2 separate regions of the Homo sapiens genome follow, and region 2 is linked to region 1. Evidence: chromatin contacts called from ENCODE Hi-C or POLR2A ChIA-PET data. All regions are on one chromosome and are shown on one strand. The core of a region is the stretch at or near the end of the contact, and the rest is flanking DNA. Distances in the headings are between cores, read along the strand shown.

Evidence for each region. A loop is a pair of places that touch in the nucleus more often than their neighbours do. ChIA-PET counts read pairs that join two places held with the same protein, here RNA polymerase II (POLR2A). Pooled maps may share reads with other maps.
Region 2: a loop to region 1 is called in a map of sigmoid colon, with 5 times the contacts of the local background. The contact joins the promoter of FAM200A here to the promoter of TECPR1 in region 1. A Hi-C loop is called at or near these places in 1 of 168 maps with a recorded cell type or tissue (sigmoid colon) and 4 of 50 pooled maps. POLR2A ChIA-PET finds 5 or more read pairs at or near these places in 1 of 52 experiments (CD4-positive, alpha-beta T cell).

Annotation. Positions count from the first base shown.
Region 1 is chr7:98,250,438-98,257,389 of GRCh38, forward strand. It overlaps TECPR1 (tectonin beta-propeller repeat containing 1), which reads right to left and starts at 1,795. Exons shown (of 26, transcript NM_015395.3): 1 at 1,689-1,795; 2 at 957-1,111. LOC124901706 (a long non-coding RNA gene) reads left to right here and starts at 1,922. Exons shown (of 2, transcript XR_007060448.1): 1 at 1,922-2,091; 2 at 2,447-6,319. RefSeq lists enhancers at 1,442-2,185, 4,900-5,194 and silencers at 1,502-1,891, 1,982-2,081.
Region 2 is chr7:99,550,242-99,557,382 of GRCh38, forward strand. FAM200A (family with sequence similarity 200 member A) reads right to left here and starts at 1,873. Exons shown (of 2, transcript NM_145111.4): 1 at 1,613-1,873. It overlaps LOC105375422 (a long non-coding RNA gene), which reads left to right and starts at 1,924. Exons shown (of 3, transcript XR_927801.4): 1 at 1,924-2,243; 2 at 3,284-3,390; 3 at 4,495-5,716. RefSeq lists an enhancer at 1,430-1,619.

The sequences.
Region 1 (6,952 bases), core at 545-3,044:
AGCAACACAGGGAGACCCCATCTCTGTAAAAATAAAAAGTTAAAAAAAAAATTAGCCAGGTGTGGTGGCACATGCCTGTGATCCTAGCTACTTGGGAGGCTGAGGCAGGAGGATCACTTGAGCCCAGGAGTTTGAGGCTACAGTGAGCTATGATTGTGCCACTGCACTCCAGCCTGGGCAGCAGAGCGAGACCCTGTCTCAAAAAGGAAAACAAACAACAACAACAACAACAACAAAACAAAGATAGCTCAGAATTCACTGGATAAGCAAGCAGTTTAGCTAGACTCAGTCTGCAGGTTGAGCTCAATGAAAGGAGATTTTGACTTTCCTTCAAATAAATGACTAAGCACTAATTTCCTCATAGACATCATTGAATCTTCTGGGCAGTTAATGGGAGAAGACTCTGCTACAGTGAAAGGGAGGGGTGGGGGGTTGCTGTATTTACAAACTCCCTTCAGAGTAGAGACCCAGGCACCTGTCGTCACTTCCTAGCTACAGTTGACATCCGGTAACCATCCTTGGTCAGCCACACTTTCTTTCTGCCTCTGCCAAGAGGCTCCCCCTAGCTCCTCATGGGCCACTTTCTGGCTGTGAGCTGATCAGGCAACTTACACAGGGTCACTGGGTCAGAGGACTCTTGAAAGGGGGGTTGGAACATGAAGCCCCATGATTCAGGGATCCTGGGACTTGTTTGTTTTGTAGGGTTAGAGGGATGGAGGAAAATCTTCCAAATCAGCAGCCTCGAATTCACCAAGAATTTCTACAAGATGAATTTGAGTTGAACCTTCAGTCTTTCCACGAAGAAGGTCTGCTCGCCACCCTCAAAGCCATCTGCCTTTCTGTCTCAGTTTATTCACAGATCCTTTCAGAGACCAAAAAAAGCACCCAAGAGAGGCGGGGACAGAGATGTGGTAGAGGAAAAGACACAGTACAAAGAACGCTCCGCAAGCACTTACTTCCTCTGAGCCTTAGGAGTCCTACCTAAAAGGTTTCTTGCTTGTTTTTCTATTACACTGTCACTCCCATCCGGTATGCAAACAGTCGGCAATGCCTACTACAGTAGCTCGCTGGCTGCCAGGTGCAGGGGCTGTTCAAAAGCGACATCAGGGTCCTAAAAGGTGGGAAAAAGCAGCAGAACTTGCATGGTAGTTGATTCTTTCCTGAAGAATAGGGTCCGCCCAGCCCCACCGGGCAGGAGGTGTCCTGAGTCAGCCTGGCGTTCAGCCCAGTGCTGTGCACTTGGGTGACAGGTGGGGCCCCTGCACTGCCACCAGTAGCATATGTCGGAGCTCTGGGCCCTGACCATCTGCCAAAGCTAATCTTACGACAAGCAGATTTGCTCCCATCAATACCCAGGGAGAGGGATAGGCAGGCCCCTTGCTGCGTGATTCTCGAAAACAACCAGGATCCCGCGATCCGCTTCTCCTATGGCTCCAGTCCAAAGGCTGGAATGGGGGCGTCACCTGCACCAGGCAACTTCGCTAGCCTGTGGGCGTTCCAGGGCAGGGGACGGGGGCGGCACCTTCCAGGTGTGCAGGCGAGATGACAAGTGCGGTCCCTCCTTCCTCCCTCCCCGCGAGCAAACAGCCTGGGGGTGGTGGGGAAGGCGGCGTGCCCAGCCCTTCATCGCCCCATTCTTTCCCACGGCCCTGGCCGCCGCTGCAGCTGGGGCGCCACTCTGCACTCACCTGGGCCCGCGCCGGGCGGGGCGAAGTCGCGGTGGTAGGTCCTCGGCGTCCGGGAGGAGCGGACCGGCCCTCCCGGGGACCGGGCAAGAGGGTGGGCCGGAAGCGGCATCAGGCCCCGTGCCCATTGGCCAGCCTCGCCAGGACGCTGCGACCTGGGACGTGCGATTGGCTGCGGTGCGCCGCGTCGGTGCTGGCTTCGAGGTCGCGCGCCCGCCCACTTCCGGGGTCGCGCCAGGTCAGGAGTCCAGAGTCGGCTGAAGCGAGTTGCCGCGTTCTCTCTGGCGGCGCGACACCGGCCCGTGGACCGCCCGGCCGCCCTCCAGGACCCGGTCTGCAGGAGCGGAGAGGGCGGTGTGGACACCGCCTGCAGGCGAGGAGAAGGGGTGGCGGAGAGGGTACCTGGGTGCGTGGCTGTGCGGCGTCAGGAGGAGCAGGGTGTGGGCGCCCGGCCTGGGGCGTGGAGAGGACGCAGGGAACAGGTGTCTTCCTGGTATCCATCGAACTGAAACGTAGCCCTTGAGCACACACTACACTTAAAGCTTTACTCTTTCGAGGAGGAGTCCTGGAAGCATATGTGATTTTGTGACTATAGCATGGTGTGGTGTCAGTAACAGGCCCTGGATTGCTCAAACTCTATTGTCAGTGACAAAACCCAGTGTAAGCTGGCCTAATATATTAATAGTAATATGCGAGTCCTCCCGGGGTGGCGGGCACTGACGTAAGTGCTTTACTTGGGTCTTCTCATTTCATCCTCCCAGCAACCCAAAGAGCTGGCGGCGTCATTCCCATTTTACAAATGCGAACACGGGCTCAGAGATGGAGCGACTCACGTTGTAAGCGATGGAACTGGGATTTGAAAACACTGTATCCCGCCTGGCAGAAAACTGGCAAGGTTAGGATGGAGAAAGGAGAAAAAAGAAAGATGTCGGCCAGGTGCGGCGGTTCATACCTGTAATCCCAGCACTTTGGGAGGCCAAGGCGGGCGGATCACTTGAGGTCAGGGGTTTGAGACCAGCCTGGCCAAGATGGTGAAACCCCGTCTCTAGTAAAAATGCAAAATTAGCCAGGGGTGGTGGCGCATGCCTGTAATCTCAGCTACTCGGGAGACTGAGGCAGGAAAATCGCTTGAACTGGGGAGGTGGAGGTTGCAGTGAGCTGAGATCGTGCCACTGTGCCACCGCACTACAGCCTGGGCGACAAGAGCAAAACTCCTTCTCAAAAAAGAAAAAAAAGGGCATCTGATGGAAGGCTAGATACTACCCGACATTGAGCTAAACCAATGTCACCTGGTTGGACCTAGGGACCTATTCCTGCTCCCCCTCTAGTTCTGTCTCATTTCTGGGGTTGCACACAGGCTTTTCCTGGGCCTTCATGTTTGGGGAAGCCCCACACAGGCCAGCTCCAGTGGAAGAAAACGCCCCCAGAAGCCTCTTGTTCACCCCGGATGGCTCTGTGGAGTCCTGTGTCTGACCCTGACTTTAGCTTGGGCCTGAGGGACTGGCATTTGTGGACTTGGTCTGGAGATGTGGGCAGAGCCCCCCTCAAGCATAAGGGCTCAGCCAGGCACAGGGGGTGGCTCCTCAGAGGAAGATCAGGGTGCTATTAGCAGAAGGACGATGAGTGGGCCGGGCGCAGTGGTTCACGCCTGTAATCCCAGCCCTTTGGGAGGCCGAGGCGGGTGGATCATGAGGTCAGGAGATGAGACCATCCTGGCTAACATGGTGAAACACCGTCTCTACTAAAAACACAAAAAATTAGCCGGGCGTGGTGGCGGGCGCCTGTAGTCCCAGCTACTCGGGAGGCTGAGGCAGGATAATGAGGTGAACCCAGGAGGCGGAGCTTGCAGTGAGCTGAGATTGTGCCACTACACTCCAGCCTGGGCAACAGAGCAAAACTCTGTCTCAAAAAAAAAAAAAAAAAAAAAAAAGGAGGATGAGTGGTCGCTAGACTGCTGGAGAAACAGTCTAGAGGTAGGGAGCCCTGGGTTCTGTCCTGCCTGTGACACTCTGTAGCCATTTATCTCCTCTTTAGCTTTAGTTTCCACATTAAAAGAGGCATTGAAAAAAAATGAAAAAGAGGCATTGAATTAGGAGCTTTCTGTGGCCCCTTGCAGTTTTCATGTGTGGTGACAAAGTTCAATATAGTTTTCCTGAATTCAGGGGCTTGGGGACCCATGTCCCCCTATCCCGAGTTCTTTTTTTTTTTTTTTTTTTTTGAGAGGGAGTCTCACTCTGTCACCCAGGCTGCAGTGCAGTGGTGAGATCTCAGCTCACTGCAACCTCCACCTCCCAGGTTCAAGCGATTCTCCTTTCTCAGCCTCCTGAGTAGCTGGGACTACAGGTGTGTGCCACCACGCCAGGCTAATTTTTTTATTTTTAGTAGAGACAGGATCTCACCATGTTGGCCAGGCTGGTCTTGAACTCCTGACCTCAGGTAATCCACCCATCTCAGCCTCCCAAAGTGCTGGGATTATAGGCGTGAGCCAGCATGCCCGGCCAAAAGTTTGCTTTCTTTTGAGTCTGTGATCAGCCTTTCACTGAATACACAATTTACATGTGAGAGTGGGTAGAGGAATAGTCACATATGCCTTACTCACTGTCTGGCTCAGTGAATCTGCATTTTGTATAAACAATAGGACAGAGGAAGAAATCACATATGCATTTGTCTTCAGTGAGCGGAGGGCTGACTTTCTGCATTGTACCTGTGAAGATAAGCTATCAATTTACATTGCCAGGGAAAATTCATCAGAACTGTTTTAGGGCAAAGATCTTGAGGCCCGAAAGGAATTTGCTTGTGGAGAAATTGTGAGGGGGGTATGTAGCTCTTTTGAACTTTCTAGCTATCTTATTGAAGAATAAAACGGGAGGCAGGTTTGTCTGATGCGACCCTCAGCTTGACTTTTCTCTTTGGCGTAGTGATCTTGGGGTCCCGAGATTTATTTTCCTTTCACAGTAGGATACATTGATCAGGTCAGTGCCACAGTACAAGGGTCAGAAGTGTTTGAACCCGAGCGACTCCATCTTGAACAGGGGCTGGGTAAAATGAGGCTGAGAACTGCTGGGCTCCATCCCCAGGAGGTTGGGCATTCTTGGTCACAGGATGAAATAGGAGGTCAGCAGGTTTGGTATCACAAGATACAGGTCACAAAGCCCCTGCTGATAGAAGAGGATGCGGTAAAGAAGCCAGCCAAAACCACGATGGTGATGAAAGTGACTTCTGGTTGTCCTCACCGCTCATTATACTCTAATTATAATACATTAGCATGCTAAAAGACACTCCTACCGGTGCTGTGACAGTTTATAGATGCCATGGCAACGTCAGGAAGTTACCCTATATGGTCTGAAAAGGAGGGGAAACCTTAGTTCCAGGAATTGCCCTCTGCTTTCCTGGAAAACTCATGAATAATCCACCCCTTGTTTACCATAGAACCAAGAAATAACTATAAGTATACTCAGTCCAGCAGCTCATGCTGCTGCTCTGGCTGTGGAGTAGTCATTCTTTTATTCCTTTACTTTCTTTTATTTTTTATTTATTATTATTATTATTATCTTATTTGAGATGGAGTCTCTGTCGCCCAGGCTGGAGTGCAGTGGCGCGGTCTTGGCTCACTGCAACCTCCGCCTCCTGGGTTCAAGTGATTCTCCTGCCTCAGCCTCCTGAGTAGCTGGGATTACAGGCGCATGCCAGCATGCCCGGCTGATTTTTATATTTTTAATAGAGATGGGGTTTCACCATGTTGGCCAGGCTGGCCTCGAACTCCTGACCTCAGGTGATCCGCTCACCTCGGCCTCCCAAAGTGCTGGGATTACAGGCGTGAGCCACCACGCCTGGCCTGGAGTAGTCTTTTATTCCTTTACTTTATTATCATTATTATTTTTGAGATAGAATCTTGCTCTGTTGCCCAGACTGGAGTGCAGTGGCACTATCTCAGCTCACTGCAACCTCTACCTCCCGGATTCAAGCAATTCTCCTGCCTCAACCTCCTGAGTAGCTGGGATTACAGGTGCACGCCACCACACCCAGCTAATTTTTGTATTTTTAGTAGAGACGTGGTTTCACCATGTTGGCCAGGATGTTCTTGAACTCTTGACCTCAAGTGATCCGCCCACCTTGGCTTCCCAAAGTGCTGGGATTACAGGTGTAAACCACTGCACCCAGCCTGTTCATTTACTTTCTTAATAAGCTTGCTTTCACTTTATGGACTTGCCCCAAACTCTTTATTATGTGAGGTCCAAGAACCCTCTCTTGGGGTCTGGATCGAGGCCCCTTTGCAGTATAACAAGGATCAGGAGTAGACAAAGAAAAGTCCAGGTCCCTGGCTCAACAGAATCTACTCTCCAGCAAACAAGATAAAACTTGCTATCTCCCTTTAATTGAAGTCCCTAATGTTTAATGGAAGTCCCAGTAGGCATCCATATGGTCTCTGTATTTACCAGCGGCTGGAAGCTCGCTTTGTACGTTACTCTGCACAACACCACATGACTGCTCCTGACAGTAATTTGAGGAGCTTCTGGTGATGGTAAACTTGCACAGTATGTTCAAAACCAACCTACAATCTGTGTTACGCCTGTATGTTTCACAAGGAACATGTCTGTATATTTCGACTCCAGAAATATAATTTGTCAAACCAATTATCGTACCTAAAATGTCTTGTGCTGTGTTTTATAATAATTTACGCAAATGAGTTTCATTTCATGTAATTAACCTATTCCAGTGTGATGTTTCTCACCCCAACTTTGCCAGCTCTCTTTCCAGCACAGAAACAGATTCCGCTAACCATCGCCAAAGGCAGGACCTGTGAACAGCTGAAGCATCTCCTGGTCTCTGCTCTGCTGAGCCTTCCATAGCAAATCCCAGGCAGACAGGGTCCTGAGGATTGATGGCACCTGAGCAGCAGTTGTGACCTTCCGCAACATTCTCTTATGCCTCTATAAAAGCCAGTAATCTCCCGGCATGATGGCTCATGCCTATAACGTCAGAGTTTTGGAAAGCGGAGGTGGGAGGATCACTTCAGGTCAGGAGTTTGAGACCAGCCTGGGCATCAAAGTGAGCCTCTATCCCTACAAAACATTTTTTTAATTAGCCAGATGTGGTAGTGCGTGTCTGTAGTCCCAGTTACTAGGGAGGCTGAGGCAAGAGGATCGCTTAAGCCTAGGAGGTCGAAGCTGCAGCGACCTGTGATTGCACCACTGCACTGCAGCCTAGGTGATGGAGCAAGACCCTGTCTCAAAAGAAAAAAGAAGGGCCGGGCATGGTGGCTCACT
Region 2 (7,141 bases), core at 623-3,122, 1.3 Mb after region 1:
CTGGGATTATAGGCGCCCAACACCAGGCCCAGCTAATTTTTGTCTTTTTAGTAGATACGGGGTTTCACTGTGTTGGCCAGGCTAGTCTCAAACTCCTGACCTCGTGATCCACCCACCTCGGCCTCCCAAAGTGCTGGGATTACAAGCCTGAGCCACAGCACCTGGCCAACGAACCCCTTTTCTTTGGTACTGTGTCACTTAGCCTCTCTCAATAATGCAAGTAACTTTCTGTATGTTGGTGGCACAAATGGAAATGAATGTGGGGCCATAGGTTTTGCTTAGCTGAATGTTAAATTCAGTCTATCGGCAGATTCCAAAATTGGAAGAGACCTTGAGATAATCTATTTTACTTTACTTAGGACACATTTGAGACTTGGTGGGTCTATGTGTTTCATCCAAGAACATCAATGGCAGAACTGGTACCAGTCCCCAATGGTCCGCTGCACCGTCCACAAATTCCCTTCTCTCCTTTATCCCTCGATGTCAAGCATAGATACCTCCCACAACTGAAAACCCCCCATGTCCGAAATTGCTCATTTAAAACCCTTCCTGGCAGGGCGTGGTGGCTGACCCCTGTAATTGCAGCACTTTGGGAGGCCGAGGCGGGCGGATCACCTGAGGTCAGGAGTTCATTTTCCCAGCCTGGCCAACATGGCGAAACCCCGTCTCTACTAAAAGTACAAAAATTAGCCGGGCATGGTGGCAGGCGCCTGTAATTCCAGCTACTCAGGAAGCTGAGGCAGGAGAAGCTTGAACTCGGGCGCTGGAGGTTGCAGTGAGCCGAGATCGCACCACTGCACTCCAGCCTGGGCGACTCTGTCTCAAAAACAAAAAAACCAACCAAAGAAACAAAAAGACCCCTTCCTAAAGTCTTGAAAGGAAAGGGTGAAGTGTAAATGAGCTTTTCCTATTATATCCAAATCACTTCTTTATTCAGTAGGCTTCAAACATTCTCTTTTTTTGTTTTTGAGACAGAGTCTCACTCTCTCTCTCTGTCTCCCAGGCTGGAGTGCAGTGACGCGATCCTGGCTCACTGCAACCTCCGCCTCCCGGGTTCAAGCGATTCCCCTGCCTCAGCCTCCCAAGCAGCTGGGATTACAGGCGTGTGCCGCCACGTCTAATTTTCTGTATTTCTAGTAGAGACAGGGTTTCTCTAGGTTGGCAAGGCTGATCTCAGAACTCCTGGCCTCAAACGATTCGCCTGCCTAGGCTTCCCAAAGTGCTGGGATTATGGGCGTGAGCCACTGCGCCCGGCCTTCACTCTAATCACCACCATAATGGTACTGGGTTTGAGGGTGAACATATCATCCGCGGACACTGGCTTAACGAGCCCATCCGAATAAAACAAATTATAAGGCCAATGGCACTTGGTATCGTGTAAGATCGCCAGAATTTTACAACTCGGGGTACCCAGGAAACCAGAAAAGCCCCCACCACAAGAAAAACCAGTGGGCACAACTGGGGAGCACAGATATCTGACTGGGGTCATTTTGTCCGCGCGTCTTTGGGGTAAAACACCAGGACTGGGGGTCCAGAAGGGACACGCAGACCGCCTCTCTCCAGTCCCAGGGGTGTCTCCAATCCGGAAACCAAAACTTCGTTCCCTTCCCACCTGTATCCAGGGACACCTCTGCTGGGGGACAGCGCTTGCCACCGCCGAGGCTGGCGCGAGGAACGGGGGCACGGACCCGCTTCCACTCCGTCCCGGGCGGTCGTGGCGAGGGGATTGCAGGACACAGCCATGCACGTCCAACTCTGTCCCCGCCCGGAGAAGTCTGGGATGCTGGGATAGAAGGGGTTGTGACTTTGGGGACCAGGAGCACTAGACTCACATCCAAGCCCCCTGGCCTTCAGAGCCCAGGGAAAGCGTCACAAAAGCCGGAAGTGCGTCACACCCGCCTTCCGGAGCTGCGCTCCGCTTCGGGGTCCTCTCTAGGATCGCGGGAGGACTTTGCATCCCTGTGTAGGGCTCTAATCTCGGGTTTGGGGATCTTGCTCCTCAGCTTGTCCGCTCCGAGGAGGTGCACAGGGCGGGGAAAAAGGGATGAATTTCCCTTTATACCGCCCTGCTCAGATATTTATATGTTCCTTCTATTTTTCTTGATGACAATAATTGTAATAGTTACAATAAAAATAGTGATTGTCTGTGGCAGAGGAGCTGAATGAAACGAGGGTGGAGACAGGAAGATCAAGAATAAATGGTTTCACAAATCGAAGGGATTGTCTCTTGAGACGCTGATTATGTACGTATTGCCAGTTGAATGGGCAGTATTTTCAAATACTTGATCTATAGGCAACAGACGTTCTTTCCAACACTAGATAGTTATAAAATTCTGAGTTTGCCTTATGTTTCCAGGGAGTTTTCAGATTAGCAACGGTGAAATAAGTTGAATTTGAGGCGTTTTTGCTGTCCAAGTGTTATTGTAATAATTAGGGCTTCTATGATTAGATCAAGAATAACTTCACCTTTTATAAAACAGTAACTGAGACCTTGAATGGCTGGGGCATGACTCTAAAAGTTCTGGGCAAGTCTGTGGTACAGCCCAATAAGATAAAAGCCTACAAAAGGAACGGCTACCTGATACAGAGCCTATGATTACGTGGTATCCCGAATTACCTTCTAGACCCTCACTAATGCTCCATTCCTTAGGGGGTTTGATCTTGCTATGGTTGCCATTTTCTACCTACCCACGAGTCTTCTCAATAATCCACTTAAGTGCATCTTTGCTCCATATATATATATACACACATATATATACACACACATATATATACACATATATATACATGTATATATATATACACACACATATATATATATACACACACATATATATATATATATATATATATATATATTTTTTTTTTTTTTTTTTTCCTCCTAGGGCACCGTCAAATCCAATCTTTGCTCCTTTATCACTGGCTGGCTTTCTAACCTACAGTCCTCCGTGATGACATCATAGTCTCAACTTATTCCTCCAGATACATCCTCATATTTCCTTCCAGGGTTCCAAGTCATCGCTAAGAGTCATTACATTGCTACACACTGTATTTTTCTTCTTTGTCTAAAGTCTCTCCTCCCCACCCGTCCCCATTCCTACACTGAAGTGCCTAAAGGGTCCAGGAAGGCAGATTACTGAATGCAGTTGACTGGGTATATGATTTTGTATTTATGTTGTGTGTGTGGCAGGAATTGTAGGCATCTCTATAACGACTCCTTTCTTTGCCTACGGACCTACTGGCACAAGAAACTCAAAGTGGCCTGGTGGTATTCTGTTTTCAGTTCAGTGGCACGATTTAATGTTTCCTAGAGGAAATGTTCTTCCTGGAAATGAGGATCATAACCCAGCTGGCTCCAGATTTCGGAGCGAGGAGGCACAAATTCTACAGGTGAGTGGCTGGGTGTGATAGTAATAGAGGCTACTCCTGTATGCACATAGTCCTACTGGAGACACAATACTATATATCCATTTTGGCCCAATGCATTTCAGCGCATATACCATATTCTGAAGAACTGCTCCCAACTTTGCAAGGCATTACATCTTAATCGCAATTTAGCCCAGTCTTCAACAGGCCATTCCAAAACCCTATCTGGCTAGCTGCTTCTGGATGATGAGTATGCACCATGAATTTTGTAGCTTCGAGTTCACTGTCACACCTCCTTGGCTATCGGTGGGTTCCTTAGTTTCAGGTATGTCAATGGATAAGGCACCCTGTAAGCTCTCAGATGGTGGTGCTGCTGGAGGCAAAGTAGTTGGGGAAGACAAGCTCATTTAGAGCATATATCAATTCTGGTAAGAACAAATTGATGCCCATTCCAAGGTAAAAGGGATCTGATGCACTCAACCTGGTGGTAGCTGGTATCTCTAAGACTCAGTGTTGGTCTCTAATGCTGGCAGGCTGGACACTCCACCATGGTGAGAGTTACATCAGCCTTGGTAAGAGGTAGACCATATTGGCCGGGCACGGTGGCTCACACCTGTAATGTCAGCACTTTGGGAGGCTGAGGTGGGTGGATCACAAGTTCAGGAGTTCGAGACCAGCCTGAGCAACATGGTGAAACACCGTCTCAACTAAAAATACAGAAATTACCTGGGTACGGTGGTGTGTGCCTGTAGTCCCAGCTACTCGGGAGGCTGAGGCAGGAGAATTGCTTGAACCTGGGAGGTGGAGGCTGCAGTGAGCTGAGATCACACCACTGCACTCCAGCCTGGGCAACAGGGCGAGACTCCGTCTCAAAAAAAAAAAAAAAAAAAAAAGAAAAATAAGAGGTAGCCCATATTGTTGGGACCACGCACAGCCTCTATCCCTGCTACCATGGTCTCTGTTCATAAGCCTATTGCATAAACAATAAGATGGTCCCTAACCAACAAGCCAAGCCATTCATCACTGCCTAGGAGTCAATGCATATCCCTACCTTAGGCTACCTCCTCCAAAATATGGCATGGGTGACCAAATGTACCATTGCTCACTGAGATAATTTTTCTTCACCAGTATGCTTCAGGGCAACGCGAGTGGGGCTGTAATGAAGAACAGTCTGTTTCTGGAAGATGCCAACATGCTGAACTGACCCAATCCCCAATCTGTGCAGAGGCCAAGGCTCTTCTGTCTCCATCAGTTAGTTGTAGGGAACTTTTATAAGGCCATAGGAGTAAGTTTATGGGAGAGGTGGCAGTAGAGCAGAGGTAACTGACCTGGGAGTTTGGAAACGTGGGTTTTGTTTTTTTGCCTTAGAAGGCATGACCTTGCTCCAGAATCTTAGGTATTTGTGCTGTGACTCTTTATGATGGGTTGAATTGTACCTCCACCTCATCCCCAATTAACAGGTTGAAGTTCTAGCCCCTAATACCTCAGAATGTGAAATTATTTGGCAATAGAGGCATTGCAGATGTAATTACTTCAAGATGAGGTCATAGTGGATTAGGGTGGGTCCCTCATCTAATGACTGGTATCCTTATAAAAAAGGGAAGTTTAGAGATAGTACACAGGGAGAATGCCAAATGAAGATGAGGGTAAAGACTGGGAAAATGCTTCTTACGATGCCAAGGAATGCAAAATATATCCAGCAAATCCCCAGAAACTAGGAGAGAGGCATGGACAGATTCCTTCTCACAGCCTCAATAGGAACCACACCTTAATTTCTGACTTCTAGCCTCCAGACTGTGAACCAACAGATTTCTGTTGTTTAAGCCACCCAGTTTGTGGTACTTTGTTATAGGAGCCCTAGCACACGAATGCACACTCTTATTGGGGTTTGCCAGCAACTCCATACAGCACCTGTATCCATCAAGGATATTTCTGGAACCACTGAATTTGCAAGTAAGCTTGCACTGTTGCTTGGATTTACTATAGAGTGCTCTCTTGCCCCAATAAAAAGTGGAAGCTGGCCAGGCATGGTGGCTCACGTCTGTAATCCCAGCACTTTGGGAGGCGGAGGTGGGTGGATTGCTTGAGGTCAGGAGTTCAAGATCAGCCTGGCTAACATGGTGAAACCCCTCCACTACTAAAATACAAAAATGCTGGGCATGGTGGCGGGCGCCTGTAATCCCAGCTACTAGGGAGGCTGAGGCAGGAGAATTGCTTGAATCCAGAAAGCAGAGGTTGCAGTGAGCCGAGATCACGGCACTGTACTCCAGCCTGGGCTACAGAGCAAGACTCCGTGTCAAGAAAAAAAAATAGTAATAAATAAAAAGTGGAAGCTTTTTAGGTCACCTAATACATGTGTTGGAACAGTTTTCTCAGGTGCAGAATATGCTACCTCCCAAATCCAAAGGGGCCCACCAGGACCTGTACCAATTTTTTTGGGATTAGAGGGTGCAAGGTGGAACAACTTTCTTTTACCTTTGGGTGATGTCCCCAAACCACTGGGCCCCACCAAAACTTCATCCATTTGATAAGTGCCCATATCTTCAGGTTTCTGTACTGCCTTAGTAAGAAGTCTTACTAGGATATTTATGACCCTTGTCACTTGCTGCTCACTGGGTACTACTAGCATTTGTCATCAATATATGGACCATCATGATGGTTGGGTAAAGTTCCTGCGGACTACACTGTGACAGAGAACAGGTCTCAGGATCCCACCCTCTCCCTGTATGAGCCACGACTTTGACTCAGGGGACCTGCCGAGTCTGCACAATTGGTCTCCTTTACATTACTGTCACTGTTACAAACAGATCCTCGGCCTAATTTTCAGCTTAGCTAGATGCAGAATTACCTTAGTAATTTATAAAAAATCAGCTATTGTATGTATCTAGATCTATTTCTGGACTTTTTTTTCTTTAAGAAATTCAACCTCATATTTCTGGACTTTCTGTTCTGCTCTGTTGATCTATTTGTCTCTATGCTGATACCATACCATCCTGATTACTGTACCTTTAGGAAAAAAATCTTAAAAAAATACAAGTATTCCAATTTTATTCTTTTTCAAAATTGTTTTGGCAATCCTAAATCCTTAGCATTTCTATATAAACTTTAGAATCAGTTTGTTAATTTGCACTAAAAAAAACAAAACAGGCTCGGTGCAGTGGCTCACGCCTGTAATCCCAGCACTTTGGGAGGCCAAGACGGGCGGATCACCCGAGGTCAGGAGTTTGAGACCAGCCTGGCCAACATGGTGAAACCCCATCTCTACTAAAAATACAAAAATTAGCTAGGTGTGGTGGTGCCCACCTGTAATCCCATCTACTCTGGAGGCTGAGGCAGGGAAAATGCTTGAACCTGGGAGCTGGAGGTTGCAGTGAGCTGAGATCGCGCCACTGCACTCCAGCCTGGGCGACAGAGCAAGACTCTGTCTCAACAACAACAAAAAGACAAAAACGAAAAAAGGTAACAATTTTTTGAGTTGTTTCCACCTCTGTCATCTGGCAAACTGTTAAAAGAAAATTTTGCTCAAAAGCAAAATAGCAGCTGCTGTTTCTTAACACTTTGTTATGTTTTGATGAGTACTGGTGGGAAGTGGCCTCTTTAAGTGGGTACCTTTTGTGGTCCTCTCACTGGAGCCAATTGCCTGAGTCAGCTAAAACTTGGACGCGATGTGCCTCACTGCCATAGCTCACTCACCTTTGCTGCTGAAATGGTTTCCCATCACATTGCTAATAGGTACAACCTGTGAAGGGTTCTAGGTGGGGAAATGGCAACTCAG